Regions from separate parts of the Homo sapiens genome. Here region 1 is linked to region 2. Evidence: read pairs that join two places in POLR2A ChIA-PET (ENCODE). Cell type or tissue: IMR-90. All regions are shown on one strand. Links, peaks and the distances in the headings refer to the core of each region. The heading gives the core; the rest is flanking DNA.

Region 1 (15,456 bases), core at 4,784-12,783, 160 kb before region 2:
GATGTGAGGGAAGCAGAGGGGATACCCCAGGAGAAAGCCACATTTGATGTAAGGCAAGAAGGTGAGAGAAACTTTTGTTGAAAAGACCTAGACCATGTGGGACCTGGTTTGGGGTTTTGGCGGACAGATTTAGGAAGAAAAGAGAGAGATGCAGGCTGGATAATAAAGTGAACCTGGGTGTGAGGCATGTGGGTTTTGATGGCTGTACGTTTCCAAAATGCTGGAGGGAGATGGCTGCTCAAGCTTTTAGAGAGGATTAGCGATGCACACTTTTATTAAACGTGAAAATAATAAGCTACCATTTCCCCTAAGTGGACTTTGTGTATTTACAACTGGAGCCATAGCTTTGCAGTGCTGCCAGTTGGCCTATTTCTGATCACAGCAGAAGGATGCAAACCCATAGGGCATCTCTGGAGGTCTCTGTCCTGGACACAAGCCATTGGCTGCATTACTGACCCCTCAAATTGGTAATGATGAGATATCTAGATATGCCGTTGCAGTAGCCAGGAAAAGATAATTCACTAAAATATTTTTATCTCCAGCTCATTTTCACAGACTTCCTCAGGAAAGACATGCTTTCTCTTTTTGTGTATTTAAAGAAATAAACTCTAACCTTGAGGGAAGGCAGAATCAAAGATCTGGCAACCACATTTGTCATAAATAATGAATGAGAAAACATTAAAAAATTAATTGAGAAAAATTAAGTATCAGTGTAGTACTTGTGCAAATTGGCTCGTGGGAGTTGTGGTAGGTTCGCCTCACTGATGAGCTGCCTATATAAAATTCTTCTTCTGTGGCATTCTTAAGGCATTGACTAGATTCTTCTCCCTACTCACCATTAGCTCCTTCCATTTTTCTCCTGTGGTTCATAAGTAGGTGTTCCTCAAACCTCAACTCTCAAGCTGCTCTTCTCCAATTGTCTATTCTTTGGATTCCACTGATATGTGATCAGTCCCTAATTCCATTTTCTTTCTCCCCACATCTATCCTGTTCACAGAATCCATCTTCTCAAATCACTGATTTATTTTTATTTACTCTGTTTAAGAAATATCTATAGATCATTCTCTCCATGCCTCTCTGTTATCTCAATCCTACATTCCAAGACCCAGCCCCAGTGCACCTTCTCCAAGGAACAATGTTTTTCATCAAAACCTTCATCTCTCTTTGTTGACATCTGCTTCCAAAGAGCTCAACCTGTGAAAATTGGTACTGGACATGGTCTAAGAAAAGCAGGTGATTAAATGGGGCTTTAGATCTCTAGACATCAGATTGACAATAAGTGATTAGCCTGTGTACCAATCACTGGTATGCACACAGCGCTTGGCCAAAGATAACATTCCTGTTGTCAAAACTTTAACTAGTGATGAAATGAGATGGTGAACTGGGGGAAGGAAATGTACTAGCAATCAGGATATATCAGGTTTTTGAGATAAATGTATGAAATGAGTAAATAGTATCTATAAGCGTGGTAGGATTGGAAGGCTATCGCTAAATTCCACTGATCCTTTACAGTGAGATAATGAAGAGTTGAAGGTGAGTAAATGCAATAGAAAGCCAGAGGGCATTTGGTTTCATACAAAGAAGCTCTCATCTCGAAATCAAGAACCAAGCTAAGACTTAATAGTGATAGGGTCTGACGTTTAAAGTGATAGTGGTTAAATGCTCAACCACAGTAGGTTTGTTTTGTTAGAGTTCAACCAGAACTAAGAATATTGCCCAGAGGGGTGGTTAAGTCCCTAGGAAGAAGGACCACGGCAACATCATGGCATAGACTTGCAGTAACGTTTCCCAAGCCCTTCTACAAAGACACCTAAGGTCATTTACATAAGTAACTGCACTGAGGAAAGGGGATCACAAAGGCATTCCAAGGACTATTGAGCATGGATTTGAGTTGATATTGATACCCGAAGACCTAAATTATATGATGCTCCTGTTGGAGGGCAGGCATATGAAGTCCTGTATGAGGTCAGGTGGTTATTTTCCCCTTCTTTAATATACATTTGTGCTTGACATACTTCGCAATTGGTGCAAGAACCGTACTGGGGCATTAGTCTGTGTGGTCAGACCTACTACAGAGGAAAGAAGGAAGACTAGGATCTTCCCCTTACCCTATCATATCCCTGTAGTCAAGATAGTGAATCAAAACTAATATCACATCATAGAGGGGATGATTGAGATTAGTGTCATACTTAAAGGATCTAAAGGATGCAGAAGTAGTGGTCTCCATCATAACTCCATTTATTTCATAAATCTGGCCCTTTCAAAAACTGGACGGAACTTGGAGGACGATGGTAGATTCCCATCATATTTCCATTTATTTCATAAATCTGGTCCTGACAAAGCTGGATGGAACTTGGAGAATGATGGTAGATTACTGCAAGCTCAACACGTAGTAGTCCCAATAATAGCTGCCTTGCCAAACGTGTTATGTTTTCTAGAGCAGATTAATACAGCCTATGGTAAGGTATATGGTAAGCAGCCATTGATTTGGCGATTGGATCTTTTTTATTGCAATCACAAAAATGGTTTAGAAACAGTTCACATTCATATCATATGGAATGGATAAATTCATGCATTTACATTTTTGTTCCAGGTCTATGCTAACTCTCTTGCCCTGTATCAAAATATAGTCTGGGGAGTTCTAGATCAGTGCTGTCCAATATAAATAAAATATGAGCCACATGTATAATTTAAATTTTCTAGTAATCAAATTGAAAAAGAAAGGGAATAGAAAATATTAATTTTAATAATATACTTTATTTAACCCAATGTTTCCAAAATAACATTATTTCAACATGAAACCAACATAAAAATGTGAGTGAGTTTTTTTTTTTTTTTGGTACAATGTCTTCCATATTTCTGATGTGTTTTACACTCATAGCATATCTCAGTTCTGATGCTAAATGTTCATGGACTATATGTGAGCTCATAATATTTATCTTTGAAAAAGTAGATTCACATGCCCAATTGTTTCCAACGTACTTTAAAAATACCTGATAACTGAATCAATTACCAAAAGAATATTTTTTTCTTTAATATTTGCATCCACATTGACACAAAGAATGTATCTTTTTTAAAGAGTTGATTTGACTTTGAAGCAAATGTGCATCAGTTTCAAAATTAAGACTGCTAAAATTAGTGAAATTCATTAGCTCTTTTGTCAACTCAGTATTATTAAAATGGAATGCAAAGGGTTAGTGCACAAATTGAAAAGCAGCCCTACATTTATCAATGTCAAAAAGTGTTCACCAAGTTCTTCTCATAGTTTTTGTAATCAACTTATTTAATACTATTGATTACAATTAAAATCTTCTCCATATTGGTTCGTGTTGGAAAAATACATAAAAATTCTTATTGATTTGTATTATGAAAACTTTTAATTTTAGCATAAATTTGCATATATGTGTACCTAAGTCACAAATACACTTTTGCTTTCCATAGAGCTTCAAAGTCAGTTTATTCAGATGCAGTGTAACATCAGTGAGAAAATGTACATTGCATTGCCATTTGTTGCCTTTAATTACTGGATATTTGGCAAGCATTCTTTTTGTTTTGAGAAGTTTACAGTTTATTGGATTTGGAGATTATAGTTCAGGAAATTTCTGTACAACTCTTCCATTACTCATCCGATATAAGATTATTAATTTTATTGTTTTTTAGTTCTTTCAAATATTCTATAACCTGGTGACAATTCGTAGCTTTTGCACATATACACTGCATAGTTTTAACAACTATATCAATGATGATTTTCCTAGAGTTTGCTTCAGAAAACTGAACACGAATATTTCAAGTATGTATCAGATAGTGGGACAAATCAATAAGGGAAACATCAGTGTCTTGTTTTAAAATTCCAGTAACTTAACAGTAGTGTTAAGTCAAACTTGGATTAGTGATGGAAACAAATTTTTCATATTTAGGTGAAACTGTTTTTTGAGAGTTACAAAACATTTTAAAAGTCTATGTGATGAGTCTGATTTTTTAGGTTGCAAATTGACATTTGTTTATACATTTGGAAGTCAAAATGGGACAAAATATACCAACGTATTAATTGGGCTGTGTCTCTTAATATTGTGTGATTCATATAAAGCTAAATAAAAGTACTCGCAATTTTTCAAATTTGAATCTATTTTTGATAGTGTTAGAAAGGTCTAGTATTCTATTGATACTTGTTTTATTGCTTAATTGATGATCTTTTACTATTTCTAAAACATGTTTTCTATATTTTTCTCATAATTTTAAAATTCTTTATTTAATTAAAAATTTTTATTTTAGAGATGGAGTCTTACTCTGTTCCCATGCTGGTCTCAAACTCCTGGGCTCAAGTGATGCTCCAGCATCAGCCTCCAGAGTAGCTGGGACTGCAGGTGAGCACCACCATGCCTGGCTTCTCATAATTTTTAAATAAACTTTTTATAACTGGAATAGTAATTTTTTTTACCATCTCTACATTCAGAAATCATTTTCTATTTTGTGTAGGAATCTAAGATATTTTATAGCTGACCAAAGTTATACTCTCAGATCTCATTAAGACTCTTACAAAATTATTGTTGGATATTTAATTCTAATTCAGGTAACTAAATCTATTGATTGCCTTTTTTACTCTTGGGAGAAACCTTATCAAATTCATTATATATTGGCTGAAAATGTCTCAGCATTTTTTACTTTGTTATCTCGAAAAACTTGTTACACAACAAACCACATTTTTTTTTTTTTTGGTTTGCTTGGCTGCAACAAATTGCAGTCACCATGCATCATAAAACATGTGACATACTTTCTTCCAGGCTTTTTTTTTTTCTTTACCTTTCCAGTTGTAGTAGCAGCTTTTGCATTTTCTTTCAAATCTGCATCAATAATATGCCTTCATTTTCATGTTAAAAAATTACCCATATTCATTTCTTTAATCTGGAAAAATGGTTTAGTTACATTATAATAAAAACAATAATAAACATTTTAATTTAATTATCAATTACATTTTATATTGGTATTATTGGGATATTTACTGATTACAAAAAATATTTTTAAAAACGCAATATTACGCTTATACCTGGAAAAAAATTGTAGTGAATTTGTTGACATCTGCTCAATTGGTGATGTGTTTATGTATAATACTAGAAATAATGCATGCCCCTCATAAGTGCTTTATATATAGTAATATTATTCCATGAAATGGTTAACATGCCATGTAATCTTACACAAAAGGTGAAGTTATGTGTAACAAAAAAATTTTACACTGTTTCAGTCTTTTTTTTTTTTTTGAGACGGAGTCTTGTTCTGTCACCCAGGCTAGAGTGCAGTGGTGTGATCTCGGCTCACTGCAAGCTCCGCCTCCCAGGTTCACGCCATTCTCCTGCCTCAGCCTCCCCACCAGCTGGGACTACAGGCGCAGGCTGCCAAACCTGGCTAATTTTTTTGTATTTTTAGTAGAGATGGGGTTTCACCATGTTAGCCAGGATGGTCTTGATCTCCGACCTTGTGATCCGCCCCGTCGGCCTCCCAAAGTGCTGGGATTACAGGCCTGAGCCACTGAGCCCAGCCGGTTTCAGTCTTTAAATTTAACTTCACTAAAATTAGTTCAAATTAAATATTCAGTTTCTCAGTTGCACTAGTCACATTTTATATGCTCAACAGCCACGTGAGGTTAGGGGCTACCATAATGGATGACACAGATCTAAGACTTCTGGACATCTTGCAGAACATCACATTTATCCATTACATCAATGACATCATGTTGACCGGGCTGGAAGAAGAAGAGGTAGGTGGCATACTGAAAGCTATGGTAAGACTCATGGGGAGCAGAAGAGGAATTCTGCAAATATTCAGGAACCTATTATATTCATAAAATTTTTAGGAACCCAGTGGTCAGAAGCATGACACAACATCCCTCTGAAAGGAAAAGAGAAATTGTTGCATCCTGCACCTTCTGTCTTGAAGAAGGGAGCACAACAGTGCTGGTAGGACTTTTCAGTTCCATTGGTAGTGTATTCTACACATCATAGAGATATTGCTTTGGCCCATACATAAGTAACACAAAAGCCTGCTAGCTTTAAGAAGGCCCAGAACAGGCAAAGTTTCTGCAGTCCTACCACTTCAGCCATATGATCCAGTAGACTCTGTGGTGTTGGAGGCATCGGTGGTGGCAAGAGATGCCACCTAGGGGTTGTGACAAGCTCTAGTGATGGAATCCCAAAGCAGGCCCATGAGGTTCTAGAGTAAAGGCATGCTACCTGCAATGGAGAATCATGGTTTTTTGTTTGTGTGTTTTTTGGTTTTGGTTTAAAAAAGAACAAAAATCAGCTCCTAGTATACTGCTGAGCCCTGATAGTGACAGAATGCCTGACAATGGGGCAACAGGTGACCATGTGGCTGAAACTCTCCGTCATCAGCTGAGTCCTGTCAGACTTTCCAAGTCGTAGGTTGGGTAGACCCACAACAATCCATTGCAAGATGGAAGTGGTGCATCCCGGGTTGGGCATGAACAGGACCAGAGGACACAAGCAAGTACCTGAGCAGGTAGCCCAGATCCCTGTGGCATCCACTACTATTGCATTAGTGATTATCCCTTGGCTCATGCCTAGGACTGTGTGTGGGATCTCATGCAAGCAGTTGAGGAAAGAGGAAAAAGGCTGATCTTGCTGACCAATGGGTCAACCTGTTACATGGGTAAAAACCAAAAATGGACAGCCACCTTATTACAGCCTGGAGGTATCCTTGAAAAACAGCAGTGGGAGAAAATTCTCTTAATTGTAAGAGCTTTGGATAATACACTTGGCCATCTATTTTGTATGAAAAAAGAAAAGGTTTAATACATATGGCCTCACAGGCAGCAGCAAATAGAAACAGACTGGAAGATCAATAACGAAGTCTGGGTTGATAACATGTGCATGGACAAATGCGAATTGTCATGAAGTGTGAAGATTTTTATAGCACATGTTGTACCCACCAGAGATCACCAAAAGAAGAGGCACTAAAAAACCAAATAGGCAAAATGACTCAGCTGGATGATGGCAGCCAGCCTCTGTCATCAGTTACTTCAGTGCTGGCTTGAGGGATACATGAACAGAATGGCCATTATGGCAGAGGTGAATGCTACACCTGGGTTCAGCAACACGGATTCTGAGTTACCAAGGCTAATCTATTTACTCCCACCACCAATGTCCAGCCTGCCAGCAACAGAGGCCAGTGCTGAACACTCAAATTGCACCATTCCTTGAAAATATAAAGTGGCCACTGGTGGCAAGATGATAACACTGGACCCCTCTCATCCTGCGAGGTGAGCAGTTTCCTTTCACAGGAATAAACACATAGAACTTGTGTGGGTATAAGATTTTCCCGCCTACAGGGCCCAGCCAGCACCACTAGCAAAGAGTTTATGTAGTGTTGCATTCAACAACATTGGATCCAACTGGAAAGGGAAAGAGGGAGGGTGGGATGGGGTTGGGGGTAGGGGAGAGAGAGAGCAAGAGAGCTGCATTCCCAGAATGAAAGGAGTTCACATGCCTAGAGAGGTATCAGTAAAGGGGAGTGGGAGACAGAAAGTTGGAAGGTTTTTCAAGGGGTGGATCATGGAAAGGCCTTGTAGGCCATGCTAACAAGTTTGAGCCATATGGATATAGGTAACCAATGAAGGACTTTTTTTTTTCTTTTTGAGACAGAGTGTCAGTCTGTGGCCCAGGCTGGAGTGCGGTGGTGCAGTCTTGGCTCACTGAAACCCCTGCCACCTGGATTCAAGAGATTCTCATGCCTTAGCCACTCACGTAGCTGGGATTGCCAGCATGCCCCACCATGCCTGGCTAATTTTTGTATTTTTAGTAGAGATGGGTTTCGCCATGTTGGCCTAGCTGGTCCTTGAACTTCTGGCCTCCAGAGATCCTCCTACTTTGGCCTCCCAAAGTGCTGGGATTACAGGCGTGAGCCACCGTGCCAGATCCCACTGAAGGATTTTAGAAAGGTGGGTGGCATGATTGGATTCGCCATGAACTCCTTATTATCTCGGACTTTATTTCTTACCTTATTTGTTGAGAAGAAGAGGGATGTGAAATTTGGAACTAAATTAAAATCCATGTGAGCCAGGCCTCTGTCCTATTTATCTCAGAAGAATGCCCTCTCATTTTTATAATGAGACAATCGCCAAGATTATACTTTTTTTAAAGTGGCAAAAACATACAAAAGGAGTAAAGGGGATCTTTGCCTGCTCATATTTGTGAAAACCAAGAACAGAATATAGAAATGCCCAAAGAGCATGTTTGAATACATCTCTTTGTAAAACATGACAGAAAGGAGTGATTATTTAAATTGGACAGGACTTTGCATTCCTGGCTCCTTGGTGGCAGTGCCTTTTGTCTGAACTCTTTTACTAGAAAAATGTCACAAAGGATAAAAAATGAGTCCAATAAGTTTTATTCAATTTCAGAGTCTATTATATATTCTGTTTTACACAAAGCATATAATTTTAAATTTCATAGATAGGCACACTGAACATACACTTGGTAGATATACAGCTATTTGTACGAGTGAAATTGAAACCCTCCAGGGAGGGTACATTAATAATTCCTTACTTGTAAGACAGAACAGCCATCTCATATTCCAAACAAAGCCCGGCCAGCACAGAAGTGATTCATGGTCATTTATGAAAACTGATTACCAATCACCAGATTGTAAAGCCATGGCAACATTTATTTTTCAATCTCATAAACAATAAAGCTCCTTTTTGTTAAACACATGAGGGACCTCTTTCCCATGGAGGAGTTAGTAAATGCAAAAGCTAATTTTCCACATCTGACAGCATTCATGAAAGCTGATGAATACATGTATGATAAACACATATTTCAGTAGAAAGAAAAATTAATGTGTATATACCTACATAGCGTTTTCTTTCACTGGGGTGTTGATCTGAGAGTAGCGGTCAGGGGAACCTGAATCTTTTATTTTAGTGCCTCAAAGGCAAACATTTTCCTAATTGGACAGTTTAAAATATTCAGTTCATTAATCCTAGATAAAAGCCATATTCATATTTAGCTTAAATGGTTCTTTTCAACAAGATATATTAAAATTGTAGTTTCTTTATTTAATAATGAGAAACAAGAGATCACAATAATGTCTGATTTGTAGCTTATTCTCGATACTTGGTAAAGACATTAGACAAACCATTTATGAATTTTCTGTCAACAAAGTGTCCTAAGGTACCACCAGGAAGAACCAGCATGGTTTTGTGACCCACAGGTCCTGCTGGGGCTGCTTTTTCCTATTCCAGTGGTTGAAAGCCAGGCCAAGTGGACACAAAAAGTAGCAAGGTCATTCTCTGCTTGGCCTTCACTTGTTGTGTCAATGTCTGTTATGTGTCCCAGGGAGACAGTAACTTCTCCAAGGTCAGCCTGAAAGCCTGGAAGTCTTCTCCCCCATCCTGTAGCCAAAAGTGGTGGTGAAGGGATATGAAATCCAACACTGAGTGAAGGGGTAGGAAGAGGGTGGGGGGATGGAGGAACACAGGCAAATCAATTTCCCGTGATGTGCATAATTGGTCTTACACTTGGAAGTGCTTCTGAAAACATTTTCATTCAGAGTGAGCTGAAGAAGTTTAAGAAATAAGCAGTCCTAAATCAGATGATAGGTTGGGCCATTTTCAAGGGTCATGTGGCCAGAGCTGAGCAAGTTGAAATTTTGCTGGCAGAAGTCCATTGGTATTTTTGGACCCCTGTAGGAAGAATAGGTAAATGTAGATTTTAGGCAATGTGGCTTCTCCTGATGTAACTCTTGAGTTTGACTTTGAAGCACTGGGCCCGGACTTAGTCTTTCCAGAGCCTTAGGACCCCCATGTCTAGGTATTCATTAGAAGAGGCGAATCCATGTCCAGTCTTTGGCTCCTGCCTTGTTACATCTCTTCCTTGTCCTTTGGCCAAGCTCTGCTCCAGGCTTGAGCCTTTTTTATTTCTATAACACAGTTTGATTCACTGTTGTTGAAAATCTTGAATGGTGGCATCATTAATAATACATTCATTACCTCAGTCAAAAATGGCCAGCGTTCTGCCTTCTTATCTGCTTCCTTGAGCATTTTATTGCCAAACCATGAAAAGAAGTGGAGTTGTGGGGGCAAAAGTAGTTCAAAACTTCCAGTCCAGTTCTGGCCGCAAGAACAATCTTTAATTCTTGTTTTGCACCAAATATACTATCCCTTCTGGGTCTGTTCTAAGCTGTGTAAGCAGATAATTTCCAGTTTTTCAATGGCATTTTTAATAGTTACCTTCTGGAATTCAGCTTTCAAGGGATTTCCTGATAAGAGCTATGTAATCAGGATGGAATCTCTTATTAAAAGGATTTTCCTTTTCCAAATCTTGAAAAAAGTCTGTTTCTCTCTTCTCAAATTATCAGGCAATCTATCAATAATTGAAGGTGAGATTGAAACTATGACCTTGGCAGGTAGTGCAGAAGATTTGCTGAAGTTGTTTAATAGTGTGAGCTATTTTTTAGATTACGGAGTGTTTTTAAACTATATTAAAAGTAAACTTCTTTTCACACTCTTCAGGGGCCTGGGAACAGGTTCATTTGTTCAACAAACATGTCACTTATTCAACAATCAGTACTATGAAAGTAGAGGAAAAGAGTGAATTGAGGAAGTTTCCAGTTGCCCTTCACACTGACTCTCCTTGGCACGTTGCTGCTGATGGGTCCATCCTTGGCCTACTTACCATGGTGTCGCACAGTTATGAGGACAGTTCTAAGTCTGTCTCTGGATAAATGATGTACCAGGCCCTAGTGCATACAGACCTTCACCTGAATCACAGGGGGTATGTTAAAATGGCTGCAAGCCAGATACACAGTCAGTATCTAAATGGAAGGACTGGAAATCTGTGTTTCCACAAGCTCCCCAGGTGATTCTCAGGCTAACTAAAGTCTGAGAATTAAAGCATCAGAAATTGTGCCTAGAAGCCTGCCTTTGTAAGTTAATAGAATGATCTTGGATGATCTATTTAACCCCTCAGTACCTCAGTTTCCTCATCTGTAAAATGGCAGATAATAACAGTGTCTACCTCATGGGAATAGTTTTAAGGATTATGTAGTTATTAATTAAAAGATGTTAAATGCTTAGACCAGTGCTTAGAGGTGCTATGTAACTGTTTTCAATTATTATCACCATTAGTTCTAGGATTGCTTATAGCTGGACACTCAGCCTGTACGGCTTTCCCTATGAACCTTCAGCTGTGCCCAGTTTCAGGGCTCAGCAGGGTGTCTGAAGGCAAGGTCTCTTGTCTTGTGCTTAATTGGGAGAGGATGAGCAGGGGGCATATTGTGAAGCAAGGGGGCTCAGAGAGCTCTGGGCAGTAGACGTGGTGATTGAGGCCAACTTTCGTTTAAGTCTCAATACTGCCCCCTCGTGGCAGTATAAACTAAGGCCGGAGCCTATTTCCGTTACCTGTTAGACGGAAGTGAAAAAATTAATGGCTACTCCCTTTCATCTCTTCAATTTTGCCTTTTTTTTAACGAATCGTTAAAATAGGGACATTTCCTGTTAACTTGACTTTGGTATTGTGTTCTCTGACCCAAAATTGGGAAACCACGCTGAAGGGTGATTCCACAATGAGCTGGTCAATCTTGGCTATCACCTTCCTCCAAGTTATATTGTGGGAGGCTAAGTAAAGAATTAGGAGAGAATGGAGAGGCGGAGAGTTCTTTGGAGATAGAGTGTTAGTGTGCAGAACGTTCCCTCCTGTCCTGTCTTCTGCCCCTTCCTCCTCTCAAAGCTGAGTGGGAAGGGGCTTCACACAAAGATCAGGAAAGCTTGACGTATGGCTAGTGAACTTTAGGAGGGAGAGGTACTGGGATGTGGCTCAACCAGAGAAAATCCCAGGTGAGCAGCTGGCTGGAGTTCCTTGCGGTGGCAGAGCAGGGACAGGGCTACCATAGAGTGAGCTGCCCTCCCACCACAGTGGGGCAAAGGTGCTTGTTTTCTGTGGGCCAGATGTAGAGTCTGATGGACAGAGGAGGCCGTGGGCCATCTTGCAAAAGAACCTTGGCCATGAGGCGTCCTGCTTAGGGGTGAGGTGGGCTCTGCAGAAGGACTGCACTATTAGCTGTAGAAGCCATGGAGCATCCTGCGGGGTTAGCTAGAGATTGTACTAGGGAACTGCAGTCAGAGAATGGGGGGTGGAGGAGAATTTCTAAATACCCACAAAAGCAACCTGGGAGAGAAAGGATCAAGTCCAACATATGGACAATTACTACACTCAAGGTACCAACACTAGATTACAACTCTGCCTGACAAGAGAGGCCTTTTCTTTCCTTCCTTATCTCTTTTCCCTTCCCTTCACCTGACTATGGAGAAGGCAGAAATGGTCAGTGAGGGAGGAGGTGAAGCAAACCAAATCTGAAATTGTCCACACCCCTCCAACTCTGCTGATGTAGGATGTAGATTTCTGAGCCTGGGACAAACCAAAGCTTGGCAACAGGAGAGACTTTATATTGAATGAGGGTTTGAAAGTTTAATATTAAACTTGACTGGGGCTTTCCAAATCATGAAGTAACTGAAAATGCTGTAGGAACTGTCCAGGATTTTATCTGACAGGGAAGACTGATTCTACGGAGTAGGTGTAAAGGGTCAGCAGTGAGATAGAAGAAAGTTACCTTTGGCTTGCACACTGCCAAGTCCAGCTGGTTCACTAAACTAGGTAGCCTTGTAATATAAGATTCAAAGGCGCTAATGTGTGGGAAAGTACTTTGAATATTATAAGGTGATGTACATACTTTGAAATTAAAAATATTTTTATATATAGGTGTAGCTAAAAAAATAAGACAGAAGAGACCTATTAAGCACCTACTCAGTGCAAAGTTGACCTTGCTTTCAGTGTTTAGAGGATGCAGGAAAAAAATACGACATTGTTCCTGCCTGTGGGGAGCTTATTGTCTCTAAAGAGCGACAGTTGCAAGCCCCACCATTTCCTTATCCTCTTTTCTGCCAGGTCAAATGAAGTCAGACAGCAAAGGTGATTGAATTTTCAATCTTGAAAATACATCATGGAACCTGATTTTCCAAAGAAGTGATTCAAACTGAACAGCAAGGAAGCTTAACTTATTGCTGCCTGTCTCAGAACTCAAGCTCACACTTCTCTTTTCTTCAAATACTCGCCTGTTTCTAACAATCTGCCCACTGCTCTGGGTCCCGATGCCTCGACGCTGCATCTTGCTGCCCCGGTACTCTCTTTAACCTCAGGAGAAGAATCCCCACCTCGTGTCACTAGAATGTGGAACAGAGAAGAAGGAAGAGCTGACATAGTACAGACCAAGAAGATTTTAAAAACAAACAAACAAACAAACAAACAAAACCACATCCAGTTCCATCAGCCACACCTGGCAGTAAAGCCCTCAGTGGCCAACTCAGCAGTCCCACTTTGATTCTTCTTAGACGGCAGCATCTTCTTAGATAATGCTGTGCCTGATGCACAGTAGAAGCTTAATAAATACTATGACAAATTAATGTCTTTACTGATTATATATAGTTTTCTGGGTGAGAGCAATGAAGATAATCCTATGTCTTCCTTAATCCAGGCAACAGACAGCTTTCTGTTTAAAATTTGTGTTCTGGATAATCAGGGTATACAGAATGCTGATGTATTACCATAGTATCAAACTACAATAAGGCAATGTTAATCTAGCAATATATATAATGAGAATATTGGCTACAACAGAAAAACAGGGGCTTGTCTGGTCTGTATCTCTCAAGTGTGAGGAAGCAGTTTAGTCAAACAAGTTGAAAAATAAAACAAAATTTAAAAAGGATAAAAAAAAACCCTGGTTCTTTGTTTTCCAGGGGAGACCATCTCTATACTGAACTAAATTTAACTTCCCTATTGTGTATGATCGCCCTCCAATATGGGGCTACTCTGCCCAGAGGGACGACTTTGCCCGTGATGAGGATTAATCCCACTCTTGACCCACACAGATGGTTTTAGTGACTGTATCTTTTGTGCAGCTCCATTTCTTCTCAAAATGTGCAGATGAGATGTTTCTTCCAGCCTCTGGATATTGAGGTGCCTGGGATACCTGAGTGAGGGAAGAAAGGAGCACCAAGAAGTGGCAGCTGAAGCCAGATTGCACAAGAGAGAAAGGAAGACCATCCAAGGCAGACAGAAAAACTCAAGAGAGCAGCCGTCTGGGGCTATTTATCACATGAACAAAGTCAGAAGCCTTTCAATCTTCCTCCTGTATTACATCAGGGTTCATTTTTAAAAGATACGCAACTTGGTGATCACAAGTTATTAAAAAAAAGTAGAAGAGATGGAAGTGTGGGTGTCATGCGTTGTGAAAAATTGTCCATTTAAAATGGATACAAAATGGAAGCCCAATTTTATTTAATGACAGTAAACTTATCTAGAATGCTGCATTCCCATAGCCTATCAGCTGAGAATTAGTTGATTGAACACCTTCTGCTTGTCTTTGTCAGGCCCATAGCTACATGAAGACTGGTCTCTGTCCTCAAGTTGCTTACAGTTTGCAGGTGCTACACCAATGGGTATCATTTGTATCTCACATAGGGTGAGTATTGATGGTTGCTCTGCCAAGCCTTTTAGTGACTCTTACCTTGCTCTTCACGCAAAGAATATATCATATACTGCTGTGCCACCCAGGGCCATTCTCTCACAAATTAGAGCTCCTTGATCCTGATCCTCAGAGTTGTAGAATGAATTCCACCCTAGGATCCAGAAAGGAGTTTTGGGGAGGGTTTTGGAAATGGTGCGAGAATAACCCGCAACCTAGGGAAGCAGGCTGCATCACAAAGCATGAATAACCAGGCCCCACAGTGGTTCGTGGAGCTCCAAGCAGAATCTATCTGCCCAGAGGCAGCATGTGGTTGGAGGGGAAAGAGCCTACCTGGTAGGAGATGACCTAGCTGTCAGTCATCCTTTTAAAGCTACAGGCCTTGGGGGAAATATTTTTCTTTTGGAACCTCAGTTTTATCATCTGAAAACCAAGAGGTCTGACCTCACACCCTCTGTAAAATTCTTCCTGAGTTGACTTTCTGATTAAACCATTTCCTCTTGCTATGTGCTATTGTCGTCCACAGCTGGATCTGTTTCACTGACATTTGGATTAAGCCCAGTGAGGCAGTAAATACACAGCGCAAAGTTCTTTATATGATAATAGGGTGGACCCTGGCTGGCTGAAGGCCCTGTGCACCCAGGCACAATGGCCCCAGAATTCTGCATCTGACTCAGTGCTCCCCACATTATGTGCAATAGACTTTGGTGAGGATCAAAGAGAGGCATTGAGGAACCATGTCCACCCTCACATATCCTTGATCTTGAATGTAACCTTCACACTGCTGGTTTGTTGATTGGCCTATTTTGGAAGACTTCTTAGCCAAGGTCCAGTTGCCAGAATGGCCAAGTCTTCATATCTGAATTAGCATTTGTATTCTCCCATAGGTCACATGCTACCTGATTTGAGAAATTAGGACACATTAAAGAT
Region 2 (15,456 bases), core at 4,510-12,509:
AGCCCCATGGGAGGCCTTGAAGACAAAACTATAGGGGAAGTGGCAGGGCAGACCAATCTCTAGTCCCAAGACGACTTTCCTTTGCATATTTTGTTGTTCTCTTGTCCACCTATGTCACCTTTGACTTTCCAAGTGTTTCCCATTGTTCAAGATCAGCTTAAAGCATTTTTAGACATCTTTTATCATGGTCTTTCATTGTCTGAAATGCTACAGCCCCTGGAGCTGGCATCCCACAATTAACAATTATATTGTCGATGGTTATATGTGATTCTGTGGTGGCTCCAGATGTGAAATCCTGTTTCCTTAATGACACTATAACTGTCTCCAGCAAATCAGCATCTGCTCTGCTGGGCTTAGTCAGGGCTAGACACATGGCTCTCGATAATTTGCTTTTTGGTTCATATCACTCATTCAGAGACTGAGGTTTGTCAGCCAAATCAATCATTACAAGGAGAGGCAGCACGTTACAGTAAAAAATACCATTGGATAAATGAATGGGGTTATGGGGTCTTGTGCTCCTACTATTTAACTAGATGAAAACCTTTGGATAGATCACCAGGGTGTATGTCCATCAGTTTTCTCTTCTTTAAAAATAGAATATGGCTTGTTCTGCACGCCTGTTTTGAAAATAAAAAAACAGAAGTGACAGAGACTTCTAGGGAAGCAAATCATTATACCAATGGGAAATATTGTTACATATTTGCAACATAGAGAAAGGGCAGCTGAGCTGGTCTGACCACTCTCTACCCAGATTGGAAACAGGAAACAAGATTTCATCTCTGGAGCCAGCAAAGAATGGTATATCTGTAGACAATATAATAGTTAACTGTGGGGTGCCAGCTACAGGGGCTGTAGGATTTTCAGACAATGAAAGACAGTGATAAAAGATGTCTGAAGATTTTGAAAAGGAGGTTGGGGAGAACCGAGAAAGAACACCTTCATGACAGAGTCTGCTGTCCTCTGAAACCCAGGGCTTCCTTTGTTGGTTGATATCTCTCCCGTTAGCTGATGGACACTTCCCTCTGGGAAATGAGTCTCCTGTTGAGACTCAGTAGGAATCTCAGTAGGAATGAGACACAGTAGGAATGTGTCTCTGGCCAGGCATGGTGGCTCAAGCCTGTAATCCTAGCACTTTGGGAGGCTGAGATGGGCGGATCATGAGGTCAAGAGATCAGGACCATCGTGGCCAACCTAGTGAAACCCTGTCTCTACTAAAAATACAAAAATTAGCTAGGCGTGGTTGTGCACACCTGTGGTCCTATCTACTTCGGAGACTGAGGCAGGAGAATCGCTTGAACCTGGGAGGTGGAGGTTGCAGTGAGCCGAAATTGCACCACTGCACTCCAGCCTGGCAACAGAGTGAGACTCTGTCTCAAAAAAAAAAAAAGTATCTAGCATATAAAGGTACGTAATTTCACTTATGCCACCTGCTTTCTTCAAGCCTCTTCTGTTTCCAGATGCCATAGTTTAAGACCATTGGAATGTTTAAAACAAAGCCAGAAAAGTCCCAGAGTCTCCTGCTGCAGAATAGAAATGGCACAGAGACCTGCTGCTGTGCTGGAGAGCTAGTTCTGCAGGAAGTAGATGGAAGAAATGTGTTCACTATGGGTTCCAACTGTCTAGAGAACAAAGGCTTGGATTTGGCTTAAGTGTTGAGATTTCCATTTTTGAAAAGGTCCTGTCATGAAGGCAGCCAACAGTGTAGTGGACACAAGTGGATTACCATGTTTTGGCCTAAGGATCTCACACAAGGAAATTCAGGGCCTGGGGCCACAATGAGGGTGTGAGGGGTATTGAGTGGCCTTAGGAATCTCTTAGATCTCTGTCCGTAAGGAAACCTAAGATGCTTTTGGAACTTCATAACCCACAGAATATGACATTGAAAGGTAACCAAGAATAAAAATGAGAGAGAAACTGGCTGAATATTCAAGAGTAATGAAATTCAGCAGTACCTGTTCACATATGGTAACTTGGGGACATTTACAGACTGCATGTTTGAAGTGGAAACTTTTTCCCAGAACAAGTGTATGGGAGAAATCTCAATCTGGCAGAAATGATATTGACTCTTTGGGATACATCCTAGTGGTCTTTGACTGAAGACATTTTGCTTTTCTATGATATGGGGCTAAAAGTTGCTTGCTAATTTCAATTACAGGCACATCCTGCAATGAACCAAGTGACAAATGTGGAAAGCTTTAACCTGTTTGCAAGGGATTGCTAGTTAAATCCAAACACAAATCATGTTCCTTATGGCTGACACTTCAAATACAGAGTCCTTCTGATGGTGCTTCTTAAAATAACAATTCAAGTGCTCAGTTTGTTCAAGAGCTGGTGCCTTACTTAGTACCATGTGATGCTTAAAATTTAGGCACTCTTATGACAATGAAAGGGCTACTAAAAAGGAAATAAACTTCTTCTAGAAGAAAATAGCAAATTCATGTGGCAGATACAATTAGTATATTCCTGTTACAGATGAAGAAACTAAAGCACAGAGAATAAAAGTATTTTGCAAAATTGTCCTGTGATGGCAAATTCTGTTAGAAGTATTTCCTTTACCACTCTTGATAAAGTTGCTGTTTATTGAATCAATGAAGAAATCTTGGGATTATCCCAGACAACTCCACCTCTCCTAGTAACTATATTCCACTAGTCATCAAGTCATATCAATTCATAGCTCAGAAAACCTTATCAGAATCTGCATGTAAATTATTATAAATAGTGAAAGAATTTAGCAGTATGGCTAGATAAATTTGCAAAGCCCCTGTATTTCCATATCCTTGACAATTAAAGGATAAAAAACACAACTTTCAAATATTACTTCTAATAATACTTTAAATAATACTTCTAATAACTAATACTCACATTAATTGAACATACTTATTATGTGCTAAGTACTCTGCATATATTATTTCATTTTATTAACACTACCAGTGTGTTAGTATGTTAACAGGGAAGAAAATTTGAAGGAACATATACCAAAATCTTATGGTGGCAGTCTCCTCATGGAGGAGGGATGGTATGATACAGATGAACTTCCTTTGTTCCATACTGTATTAATTAATTACAATAAGCATTCATTGTCTTTGGCATTAATAAAATGAAATTATGAAAAATTATAATTTTTCTAAAGATACTATTTAAAATGGCAACAAAAACTTAAAATACATAGAAATAAATATAAAAAGAGATATGGAAAACCTTTACCTAGGAAATTTTAATCCTCATTAAACAGTCTTTAAAAAGACCTAAATAAATGGAGAAACATGTAATGATCATGGATACATTTTAATATTTGAAAGATTTCAATTCTCCCAAAATTTACCTATAGATTCAATGCAATTTCAATCAAAATTCCAAAAGGAATTTTAATGCTATGTTATGAGGTTAATCTAAAATTAATATGACAGAACAAAAAGTCAAGAATAGGCAACCCACTCCTGAGAAAGAATAATCTGGGATGTTTGCTCTTGATATTAATATTAAGATATTATAAGTCTGTAGCAGTGGTGCACAATAGAAATGTAATACAAGCTACACATGTAATTTAAAATTATCTAGCAGCCACATTAAAAGCAAAAAGATGATATGAATCAAATGGATAATATGTATTTTAATAACACATTTAACCCAATATATTGAAAATATTATTTCAATATGTAATCAATACAAAAATAATTAAAAACATTTTATATACTTTTTTCATAAGTCTTTAAAAAACAGTATATATTTTACATTTACAGAATTTATCTCATTTTAGACTATCCACATTTCAAGCACTCAATAGTCAACAGAGCTAGGATCATAATAACACAAATTTATAGTATTTAAGCAAGTATGGTGTTAGGTCAAGGATTGACTTATTGGCCAAATAACCTCAAGAGAGAGCCCTAAACCCCTAAAGACATATGGAAGCTCAATGTTTGGAAGAGTAGGCATAGCAACTTACTATAGTATGTGTAGTAGGTGGTGATGGGGTAGTTGATCATACATTTGGAAGAAAATAAAATTGGATTTCTGTCTCATGTCTTGCACAAAATTTAGTTTCAGCTGAAATAAAGACTTAAAAATGAAATGCAAGCCTTTAAACATTTGGGAAAAAATACAGAAAAACATAGATTAAATATCATTATAACCTTTGAGTAGGGCCAGATTTCTTAAAACATAAAAGCATTAACTAGAGTGGACAATATTTTAATAAATGACTATACTAAATTTAAGAACTGCTGTTTGTTAAATTATACCATGAAGTAAATAAAAATACAAGCCACATACTGGGAAGATTTATTTGCAGCACTTATTTAAAAAGCATTATGGTTCAGAATACCTAAATAACTCCTAAAAAATCAGGAATAAAAATATGTAAAACCCAATAGAAAAATAAGTATTTCAGAGAACATGAAACACTAAAGGAAAATAAAAATGTATAAATATTCTCAACTTCATTAGTGATCAGGGAAACACAATTTAGGAATAGAAAATATCTCTTTTTTAATTTCTGTATTTTTAAAATTTTACTTTAAGTTCTGGGATACATGTGCTGAACGTGCAGGTTTGTTACATAGGTATACATGTGCCACAGTGGTTTGCTGCAGCTATCAACCTGTCATCTAGGTTTTAAGCCCCGCATGCATTCGGTATTTGTCCTAATGCTCTCCTTCTCCTTGCCCCCCACCCCCCAACAGGCCCCAGTATGTGATGTTCCCCTCCCTGTGCCCATGTGTTCTCACTGTTTAACTCCCACTTATAAGTGAGAATATGCGGTGTTTGGTTTTCTATTCCTGTGTTAGTTTGCTGAGGATGATGTTTTCTAGCTTCATCCATGTCCCTGCAAAGGACATGAACTCATTATTTTTTTATGGCTACATGGTATTCCATGGTGTGTATGTGCCACATTTTCTTTATCCAATCTATCATTGATGGGCATTTGGATTGGTTCCAAGTCTTTGCTATTGTAAATAGCTCTGCAGTAAACATATATGTGTGTGTGTCTTTATAGTATAATGATTTAAAATCCTTTGGGTATATACCCAGTAATGGGATTGCTGGGTCAAATGATATTTCTGGTTCTAGATCCTTGAGGAATCGCTGCACTGTCTTCCACAATGGTTGAACTAACTTACTGTCCCACCAATAGTGTAAAACCGTTCCTATTTCTCCACATCCTCACCAGCATCTGCTGTTTCCAGACTTTTTAATGATCACCATTCTAACTGGCATGAGAGAGTATCTCATTGTGGTTTTGATTTGCATTTCTCTAATGACCAGTGATGATGAGTGTTTTTTTTTTATTATGTTTGTTGGCCGCATAAATGTCTTCTTTTGAGAATATCCTTCCCCCACTTTTTGATAGGGTTGTTTTTTTTTCTTGTAAACTTGGTTTGGTTCCTTGTAGATTCTGGATATTAGACCTTGTCATCTGAATAGATTGCAAAATTTTCTCTCATTCAGTATGTTGCCTGTTCTCTCGGATGATAGTTTCTTTTGCTGAGCATAAGCTCTTTAGTTTAATCAGATCCCATTTGTCAATTTTGGCGTTTGTTGCTATTGCTTTTGGTGTTTTATCATGAAGTCTTTGCCCATGCCTGTGTCCTGAATGGTATTGCCTAGGTTTTACTCTAGGATTTTTATGGTTTTAGGTTTTATGTTTAAGTCTTTACTCCATCTTGAGTTAATTTTTGTATAAGGTGTACACCTTATTGAAAATATCATTTTAAATCCAATAGATTGTCAAACTTAAGAACTGTTATTCTATGTGTGGAGCAATGAGCAGTCTTCTATACTTTTAGAGTGTGAAGTGCTACAGCCACCTTGGAAAACAATTTGGTGGTATTTTTTAAGTAACCAATACTTAATGTATACTGATGACCTTGTGATTGTATCCTTGATGTATATTGGTTAGTTTGGAAGGCTATATGTAGAACTTTCGTAGCTGTGTTGTTTATAATCGTATGCAAGACTAATGCTATTGATAGGAAAATGAATGAATAAGGTATGTTTACATAATGGTCATTCTATTTTTAGTAGAGATGGGGTTTCACCATGTTGTCCAAGCTAGTCTCAAACTCCTGGCCTCAAGTGATCCACCAACCTTGGCTTCACAAAGTGCTGGGATTAGAGGTGTGAGCCACTGCTCCCAGCCCTAACAAATTTCTTAAGACTAATACAGAGTGCCACTATTTTTATAATACCTTTATTGATATATAATTCACATACTGTAAAATTTACCCTTTAAAAGTATACAATTCAGGCTGGGTGTGGTGGCTCACACCTGTAATCCCAGCACTTTGGAAGGCCGAGGTGGGCAGATTACTTGAGGTCAGGAGTTCTAGACCAGCCTGGACAACATGAGGAAAACCTCGTCTCTACTAAAAATACAAAAATTAGCTGGGTGTGGTGGTGTGTGCCTGTAATCCCAGCTACCCAGGAGGCTGAGGCAGGAGAATCGCTTCAACCCGGGAGGTGGAGGTTGCAGTGAGTGGAGATTGCACCAGTGCACTCCAGCCTGGGTGACAGAGTGAGACTATGCTTCAAAAAAAAAAAAAAAAAAAAAAAAAAAGTGTAAAATTCAGTGGTTTTTTAGTTGCAAATTTTATCATCCCTCTTCTGTCCTGCTGAACCTGTGCCCAGAGTTACTCTAAAATGGCAGTGGGGGTGTTCCTGCAAGGGATGTCCCTAAATGACCAAACTGTCTTTAGACGAGGCTGATTGGGATTCCAAAGAAAGAAGCACTAAATGCTAAGATGAATAACACAAAGCATTTATTATGGGAACTTAACATACAGAGGGCTGTAGAGTCCTTGCAACAGATAGCAAGAAAAGAGATGCTCTAAACTGGTATATCAGTAATGAGAGTTTATATGGAGTTTATATCAGGTTATGGAGTTTGTATCAGGGATGTCCAATCTTTTGGCTTCCCTGGGCCATATTGGAAGAAGAAACATTGTCTTGGGCCACACATAAAATAAACTAACACTAACGATAGCTGATAAGCTTAAAAAAATTGCAAAAAAAATCAATGTTTTAAGAAAGTTTACAAATTTGTGTTGCCACATTCAAGGCAGTCCTGGGCCGCCTGTGGGCCATGGGCCATGAGTTGGACAAACTTGGTTTATATGGAAGTTTAAGGAATGTAGCTCAGGGCTGGGGCTAGTTTCTATGTGTTTAGCAACATGATTGATCTTTTAATGTTTTGGGAAAGAATCTAAACACCTTTATCAGTGCCTAGGAATGTTCCAGGCCCTGGCTTGGGTTCAAGCCTGCAGGGGAAAACATGCAGCTGTCTGAAAGATAAATGGGAGGTGGGGGAACTGGGGGACACCACAGTCCCCAAAAGATATCTTATTATCAGTCACTATTCTTTTTCTCTCTCCCCATCTTTTAACAATCACTAATCTACTTTAGTTTCCATCTCTATGGATTTGCCAATTTTGTACATTTCTTTAAAGGAATTATACAATATGTGACCTTTTGAGTCTTACCTTTTTCACTTAGTATAATATTTTCAAGATTTATATATATGAGGCTGGGCACAGTGGCTCATTCCTGTAATTCCCAGCATTTGGGAGGCCAAGGCAGGAGGACCACTTGAGCCCAGGAGTTTAAGACCTGACTGGGCAACATAGGGAGACCTTGTGTTTACCTAAAAACTTCAAAAGAAGTAGCTGAGTGTGGTGCCATGTACCTGTATCCCTGCCACTTGGGGGCATGAGGCAGCAGGATTGCTTGAGCCAGGAAGGTTGAAACTGAAGTGAGCCATGATCGTGCCACTGCACTCCAGCCTTGGCAATGGAGCAAGACCCTGTCTCAAAAAAATAAAAAAAATCATATATGTTATAACAGGTACCAATATCTCATTACTTTTTATTGCTGTCATATCCATTATATGGATATGACATATTCTGTTTATTCATTTATCAGGTAGAAATTTGGGTTATTTGTACTTTAGGAATATTAAGAATAATATTGTTATGAACTTTTGTGAAAAAGTTTGGTCTTGACATACATTTTTCAGTTCTCTTGGATATATGCCTATAAATGGAATTGCTGAGTCCTAAGGTGTATTAGTCTATTTTCTTGCTGCTGATAAAGACCTACCCAAGACTGGGCAATTTACAAAAGAAAGAGGTTTATTGGACTTACAGTTCCACATGGCTGGGGAGGTATCACAATCATGGTGGAAGGCAAGGAGGAGCAAGTCACTTCTTACATGGGTGACAGTAGGCAAAGAGAGGGCTTGTGTAGAGAAACTCCCATTTTTAAAACCATCGGATCTCGTGAGACCCATTCACTATCATGAGAACAGCACAGGAAGGAAAGACCCATGATTCAATTATCTCCCACTGGTTCCCTCCCACAACACATGAGAATTATGGGAGATACAAGATGAGATTTGGGTGGGGACACAGAGCGAAGCCATATCATAAGGTAATTGCATTTAACGTTTAAAAGAACTGCCAAATTATTTTCCAAAATGGCCAAATCATTTAAAAATCTCACCAGTAGTATGTGAAGGTTCCTTACTCCACATCCTTAGCAGCACTTGCTATTGTCTGCTTTATTATTTGAGCCACCCTACCATGTGTGAAATTTTCATTTGGTTATAATTTGTATTTCTTTAATGACTAATGATGTTAGGCACCTTTTCCTGTGCTTATTGACACAACTATTTTTTCTAATGTACAAATTGAGTCAAAAGTGAAATAATACATTCTTTATATATTTATGTATATTTACATATTTAGTATCTATATACAGTATAATCATAAAATAAATTATATATAAATATAAAATATATGTGCATGTGTAAAATTGATAGGATAGTAGTTATCTGTGGAGGAAGTAGGTGAATGAGACCAGAAACGAACATGCAAGTAGCTTCAGTCATATTAATTAGGTTGTAATTCTTAGGATAGATTGGAGTTTTACTAGTATTCATTTTATTGTGCTTCATAACTTCATAACAAATCCTATCCTTATCAACTTGTTAAAAATATTTTCATGCACCTACAATGTGTCAGTTACCATTCTTGTGCATAGAAGTGGATATAACACCAAATGTGCTTGCATAACCACCATTTGTTTTAATTAAAAAATAAATTAAACAAACACAAGAAAAACTTTATCTTTTACCTCTCCTCTAACTCCAAAGGACTGGAAAATAGCAACCACTTTCAGTCTCCCTGCTTCTAAAACTTTCTCCTTCCAGTCCGTTCTCAAAACTGCGTCAACCTAAATAATAAACAAAGAGAGGCTCTCTAAAAGAAAATGATATTTATTCAGTAATGGACATTGCAATGGGAATACACATACCATAGTAAACTATGCAAGTGTTCAGGGAGGCAAAAAGAAGAAAAAAAGTTTTTAAAGCAAAACGGAGTAGGATTACATAATTGTTTTCAGATAATTATCTTTGGCTACATGGATCAATAACAAGGGAGGAACTAGTCCGAGGTTGGAGAGGCAGTTGCTGGGCAGAAGTCCTCCCAGAAATATTTTTTTGTGTAAGGTTACAATTAACTTTGTGCAAAACTTGTGATTTCTGCAGAGTGTTTCGTGATTTTGTTAACAAGCATTTTTGCATGAGAACCCTCTCTTTATGGTCTTCCCGGGTTTCTATTTGTCAGGTTTTTTTTTTTTTTTTGGTGGTTTTGTTTGGTTTTGTTGTTGTTTAACAAAAGTGGCTCCATTTTGACTCTGAAACTTTCAGAGCTGCCACCAGGATGATCCTTGGGAACCACAGTTTTTTTAAATCTTTTAACAACACCTTTTAAAATCTTTTAACAACACCTCACTACTATCATAAAAGAGTATAAAATAATAAAATGAAAAGCTATTTTATGTTTTTTGACTTGATTTAACCTATATCCAGCCTCAGAACTTATTGCTTAGATCAAACTGAACCAAAAACCCTTCAACAAGCTCAACACACCTTGTCATGCCCCTGGTCTCTGTAGTGCTGTATCCACCATATGGAACACCTCACCCATCCATCCTCTTCATTTTTTCTTACTGAAGAACTCCTACTAATCCCTCAAAATCAGCAATTTATGGTGCCTGGAATATTCTAGGTATTTACTATTTATTGTTAGAAGGATGAATGAATAATAAATAAAAAGGTTCCTTGGCTGTTTAAATAGAAAATTGAAAATTTCCGTATAATGGCATTTTTTAATCCTATTGCACTTGCTCTTTACCTTGTTTTTCTCCACTGGACTGTAAGTTTCTGAAGCTCAGAAGTCATATCTACATTATCTTTTTATTGACAGCACATTGCAGAGTGCCTGATGAGTAGATGTGTGCTGTGTATTGGATTAATATGTTCCCACTGCCACTGTCCTATCTCAAAGCCTACAACATCTCTTGCCTAGACTTCTTTCTAACCAACTCTGCCTCCAATATTACTCTCCTCAGTCCCTACTGGTGAAGCAAAATAATCAATTTTTCCTTACAATACTGCAAGCATTTTGAAAGAAGGAACATAATGATGTTCAGCTTTGTATCACATGAATCACCTAATACAGTGCCCTGCTGTAATGTGTTCAATAAATGTTTTTGGAATGGAGTAATTAATCATTCCACTGTCTTTTTCAATAATTCCCTCCGTGGCTTATAACAACGATTTATGTTATTGCTATAGGTCTTCAGGTTGACTGTGAGTCATCTGCTCTTTACTGGACTTGGCTTGGTGATTCTTTTTTCAGGCAGTGGGTGAGCTGGCCTTGGCTCCAGGTTTGCTCCATGTATGTGTAATCTGGGATCTAGGCTGAATGGTCAGCGGCTACCTAGGGCATGTCCTTCACATAGCATATCACAGAGTCCAAGGAGAGTAAGTGCAACTATGCTAGCTCATTTCAAGCTTCTACTTGTATCTTACCTGCTAATATCCCATTGGCCTAAGCAAGTCATTTGGAAAAACTTAAAGTCAATGACAGCTGCCCTTGAGACCATCACAAATGTGTGGATGCATAGTTCTATCACTGTGAAGTAGAGAATTTGGACCAACAACTTAATCTATCCCACCATGGTAAGATTTTTCTTTTATTCTGAGTAAGATGAGAGTGAGATGAGAACCATGGAAAGAACTAAGTAGAAAGGCAACAGCATCTTACTTCTTTACCCTCAAAAGAGTCATTCTTGCATTAAGTCTATACTCATATTCTTGCTTCTGTTGAAAGATGCTTTTTTCTTCCTCTATGCCTTATGGAAACAAGACTAAATGAAAAAAAAAGGAATATGATAGAGAGCCTAGAGACAGATATGTGCATATATGAACTCTTGTTTATAGCAGGAGTGGTGATGCAGAGCAGTGGAGGAAAAGATGTTCTATTTAAGTAATTGAGCTGGTATATTTGGATATCCATATGGCAGAAATAAAAATTGACCCATATTTCACACCATATGAAAGTAATCAATTCTGGGAGAAATGTACACCTAAATATGAAAAGCCACACCAAAAGCTCTTCAGAGTTAATATTGGTGAATACTTTCCTAAATAAGTTAGAAAAGATTTCTTAAGCAGGATATAAAAATTATTGGCCATAAATGTGACTATATTAAATTTGAAAGGCTGTTTATCAAAAGGCACGATTAAAAGAGTGAAATGTAAGCCATAGAGTGAAGGAAAAATTTTATAGTAAAATATAACCAAGAGCAAGCAGACCCTCAAAAAAGTTAAACATAGGATTACCATATGACATAAGCAATTCCTCCCCAAGTATATCCCGGAAAACTGAAAGCAAGTACTCAAACAAGTACATGTACATGTGTGTTCACAGAAGTGCTATTCACAAAAGCCAAATGGTAAAAACAACCCAAATGTCTATCCAAAGATGAATGAATAAACACATTTTATAACCATACAGTGAAATATTATTGATTCATAAAAAGAATGATGCACTGGCACATGCTAAATGTAGATGAATCTCCGAAAAGTTATTCTAAGTGAAAGAAGCCAGATACAGGATGTCACATATTGTATGATTTCATTTATGTAAATCATCCAGAGTAGATAAATCCATAGGGACAGAATACAGATTGGTGGTTGCTAGGGGCTGTGGGAGGGATAGATGGGGAAAACTGCTTGATGGATAATGAATTTTACTTTGGAGTGACAGAAATGCTTTGGAATTAGTGGTAGTGATTGCACCTCTTGGTGAATGTATTAAATGCTACTGAGCTGTTCACTTTAAAATGGTTAATTTTATGTTGGAATTTTACCTCCATAAACTACATACATAATATATATGTGTATATACATTGATATGGGTGTAAATATAGTACTTATACATATGACAAACAGTTTATAGCTAGGATATATAAACACGTGTTCCAAATCAGTGAGAAGACAATCAGCACAATAGAAAAAATGAGCAAAGGATTTGAGAGGCACTTAACAAAAAATAAAATTCGAATGGCTAATAACCATATGATAAGTTTCTCAACCTTATTTTTAGTCAATAAAATAAACTAAAAATACAGTAAGATAGATCTGTTGAGTTGGTTTAAAAATACAAATAAAAACAAAACTAACAAAACCAACTATTGGTGAGGGTATCGCACAAAACGACCCTCACATCCCATTGGGAGCATAATTTGAGTCAACCAATTTAGAATATGGATTGGCAATAACCGCTAAATTTCAACAAAGGCATATCCTATGCCATAGAAATTCTCGCTGGTAAAAACTTGAGAAATATGTGCATAATGTCCCTGAGCCATTTGTAAGAACATTTATAGTATTAGTTTTAAAATAACTCAAATGCCCATCAGTGGTAAGTGGTAGAATGGATAGATAATTTGTAATATACCTGTATAATGAAATATTATGTTGCAATACAATGAACATGGTGATAGCCACATGCAATAGCATAAATTGATATTCTGGATATGACGTTGATAGAAAAAAGTCAGGTGCAATGAATAAATAAAGTATAATTTTATTTATAGACATTTAAAAAGTAACAAAATGGAATATGTTAGCCTGATTTTATCATTTCACAATGAATACATATATCCAAACATCATATTGTACTCCATAAGTATATACAATTATTATTTATCCATTTAAAACTAAGATAAAGCTTAAAAAGAAAAGCAATAAAATTAAACCATAGTTACTATGCATGCATACCACTTAGTGAAATAATAAGGAAAAGCAGAGAAGTGATTAACATAAACGTCAAGATAGTGATGTTTTAGGGGAAAAAGAGTTTATTATTAAAAGGAGCATATGGAAGTTTTCTGAGTTGTGGGCTATTACCTGTTTTGAAGTTTTTGGTAATTTATAATAATTCATTCGGTTGTACTTATATTTTATACATTTTTGTCCATCGTAGTTCATAATAAACTGGTTTAGAAAATTCCCTTATGCCAAATTACCTTCCTTCTCAAGTGTCCTTACCTCCCCTAACATACACATCCAATTATTCCTCCATTCTCCATGTGAGCAGCTGAGAATACCCTCTGTGGTGGGCAGAATTCCACAATGACCCCCAATAACCCTTTTCCTTGTATAATTCCCTCCTTATAAAATGTGGGCAGAACTTGTGCTGTCGATAGTATATCAATCCTATTATTATTTTCTATTAAATGACAAAATGTAATTAAGGTTACTAATCAGTTTGCTTTCAGGTAATTAAAAGGGGATTATTCAAGTAGGCCTAACCTAATTCTGTGAATCCTTTAAAACAGGGGTGTCCGACCCCCGCCCTGCAGATTGGTCCATGGCCTGTTAGGAACCGGGCCATGCAGCAGAAGGTGAGCTGCTGGCAAGAGAACATTACTGCCTGAGCCCCGCCTCCTGTCAGGTCAGCAGCGACATTAGATTCTCATAGGAGCGTGATCCCTATTGTGAACTGCGCAAGTGAGAAATCTAGGTTGCATGCGTGCTACTTATGAGACTCTAATGCCTGATGATCTGAGATGAAACAGTTTCATCCCAAAACTATCCCTCCCTCCACCCTCCCATCTGTGGAAAAATTGGTTTCCATGAAACCAGTCCCTCGTGCCAAAAAGGTTGAGGACCACCGCTTTAGAAGTGCATCTAGAGCCCAGAGGCAGAAGTAAGTGAAAGAGATTCAAAGCATGCAGAGGATTCTCTGCAGTCGATATTCTCCATTGCTGGTTTTGGAAAGGAGGTGCCACAAGGCAGGGAACGGTGGGCAGCCTCTAGGCACAGAGAGAAAGCTCAGTCCAAAGGCCTCAGTCTTGCAACTGTAACGAACTGAGTCCTTCCAACACCTGGAATGTACATTCTTGAAAGTGAATTCATCCCCAGAGCTTCTAGATAAGAACACAGCCCAGTCAATGCCTTAAGTGTGATACCCTGAGCAGAGACTCTTAACTGTGAGATAAATAAGTCAGCATTGTTTCAAGCCACTACATTTGTAATAACTTGTTACACAAAAATAGAACCTTGCTCCTACTATACTAACTTTTTTGGGTCTTATGCTTCTCTTTCTTCCTTCTTTCCAGATCAAGCTAATCTTTTAAAAAAAATATTATTTGAGGCTGGGCACAGTAGCTCACACCTCTAATCCCAACACTGGGAGGTCCAGGTGGGAGGATCACTAGAGGCCAGGAGTTCGAAACCAGCCTGAGCAGCATAGGAAAACCTCACCTCTACAAAAAAAAAACAATAAAAAAAGAAAGTACTTGAGCATGATGGCAAGTGCCTGTAGTTCCAGTTACTTGGGAGGTTGAGGTGGGAGGATTGCTTGAGCCTAGGAGGTTGAGGCTGCAGTGAGCCATGATCATACCACTGGACTTCAGCCTGGGTGACAGAATCCTGTCTAAATATATATATATACACATATATATATGTATATATACACGTATATATGTGTATATATACATGTATATACATATATACATATGTATAGACCTGAGAACACCAGTCAGCCTGTGCTTTGGGTGCAGCAGGAATGAGCCTGGAGGGAGGCTGCTCTTGGAGTCCCTGCACCAACGCTGCTCCGGGCTGTGGCCACACTCCGGGCTGTAGGTCCTGCTTAGGGAAGAGCTCTGTACTGCCTGCATGGTGCGCACGGCCGCCTTCATGAGTGCTGGCTTGCCCTGTGCCCCTTCTGGCCTTATCATAGTTTGTGGTAGTATGGCAGACAGCATTTCCTTCATCCCATGAAAGGGATCTGTCGTGTATTTTGAGGAGATGTCACCCTTTTCTAAGTCCCAAAAACCCATTCTAGTTGACTCAGGCCCCCTTCTTCCCACTCAGACTCCCTATGGAAAAGTCGCCGTCTGCTGGGTGTCCCTGTGTTCTTTGGGTGACATGGGCCACCAGGGAATCCCTGGCCCGACCACTGGCTGAAAACAGGAACAAAGAAAAAATAAAAATAAAAATAAAATATGTATGTGTGTGTGTGTATTCTGATTGTGTTGGGGCACAGTTTTAATCTGAGGATTTACACTTTTCACCAATTCCAGAAATCTTCAGACATTATT

The links. ChIA-PET counts read pairs that join two places held together with the same protein. Peaks named below come from ENCODE experiments on the same cell type or tissue, not always from the same donor. Only the 100,000 strongest peaks of a DNase experiment are listed, where the experiment ranks them.
Region 1: POLR2A ChIA-PET joins it to region 2 with 10 read pairs; 2 of 35 experiments call an interaction of 5 or more read pairs at or near these places.

The regions. Positions count from the first base shown.
Region 1 is chr2:21,305,972-21,321,427 of GRCh38, forward strand. It overlaps LOC105374318 (a long non-coding RNA gene), which reads left to right and starts at 8,150. Exons shown (of 3, transcript XR_939801.3): 1 at 8,150-11,842; 2 at 14,432-14,523. In IMR-90, for the core only: a CTCF peak has its summit at 11,354 (motif pointing left); no DNase peak of the experiment used is centred there.
Region 2 is chr2:21,469,861-21,485,316 of GRCh38, forward strand. No RefSeq gene overlaps it. Among named protein-coding and RNA genes, the nearest start is that of LINC01822, 230 kb to the right of the region's middle. In IMR-90, for the core only: no CTCF peak of the experiment used is centred there; no DNase peak of the experiment used is centred there.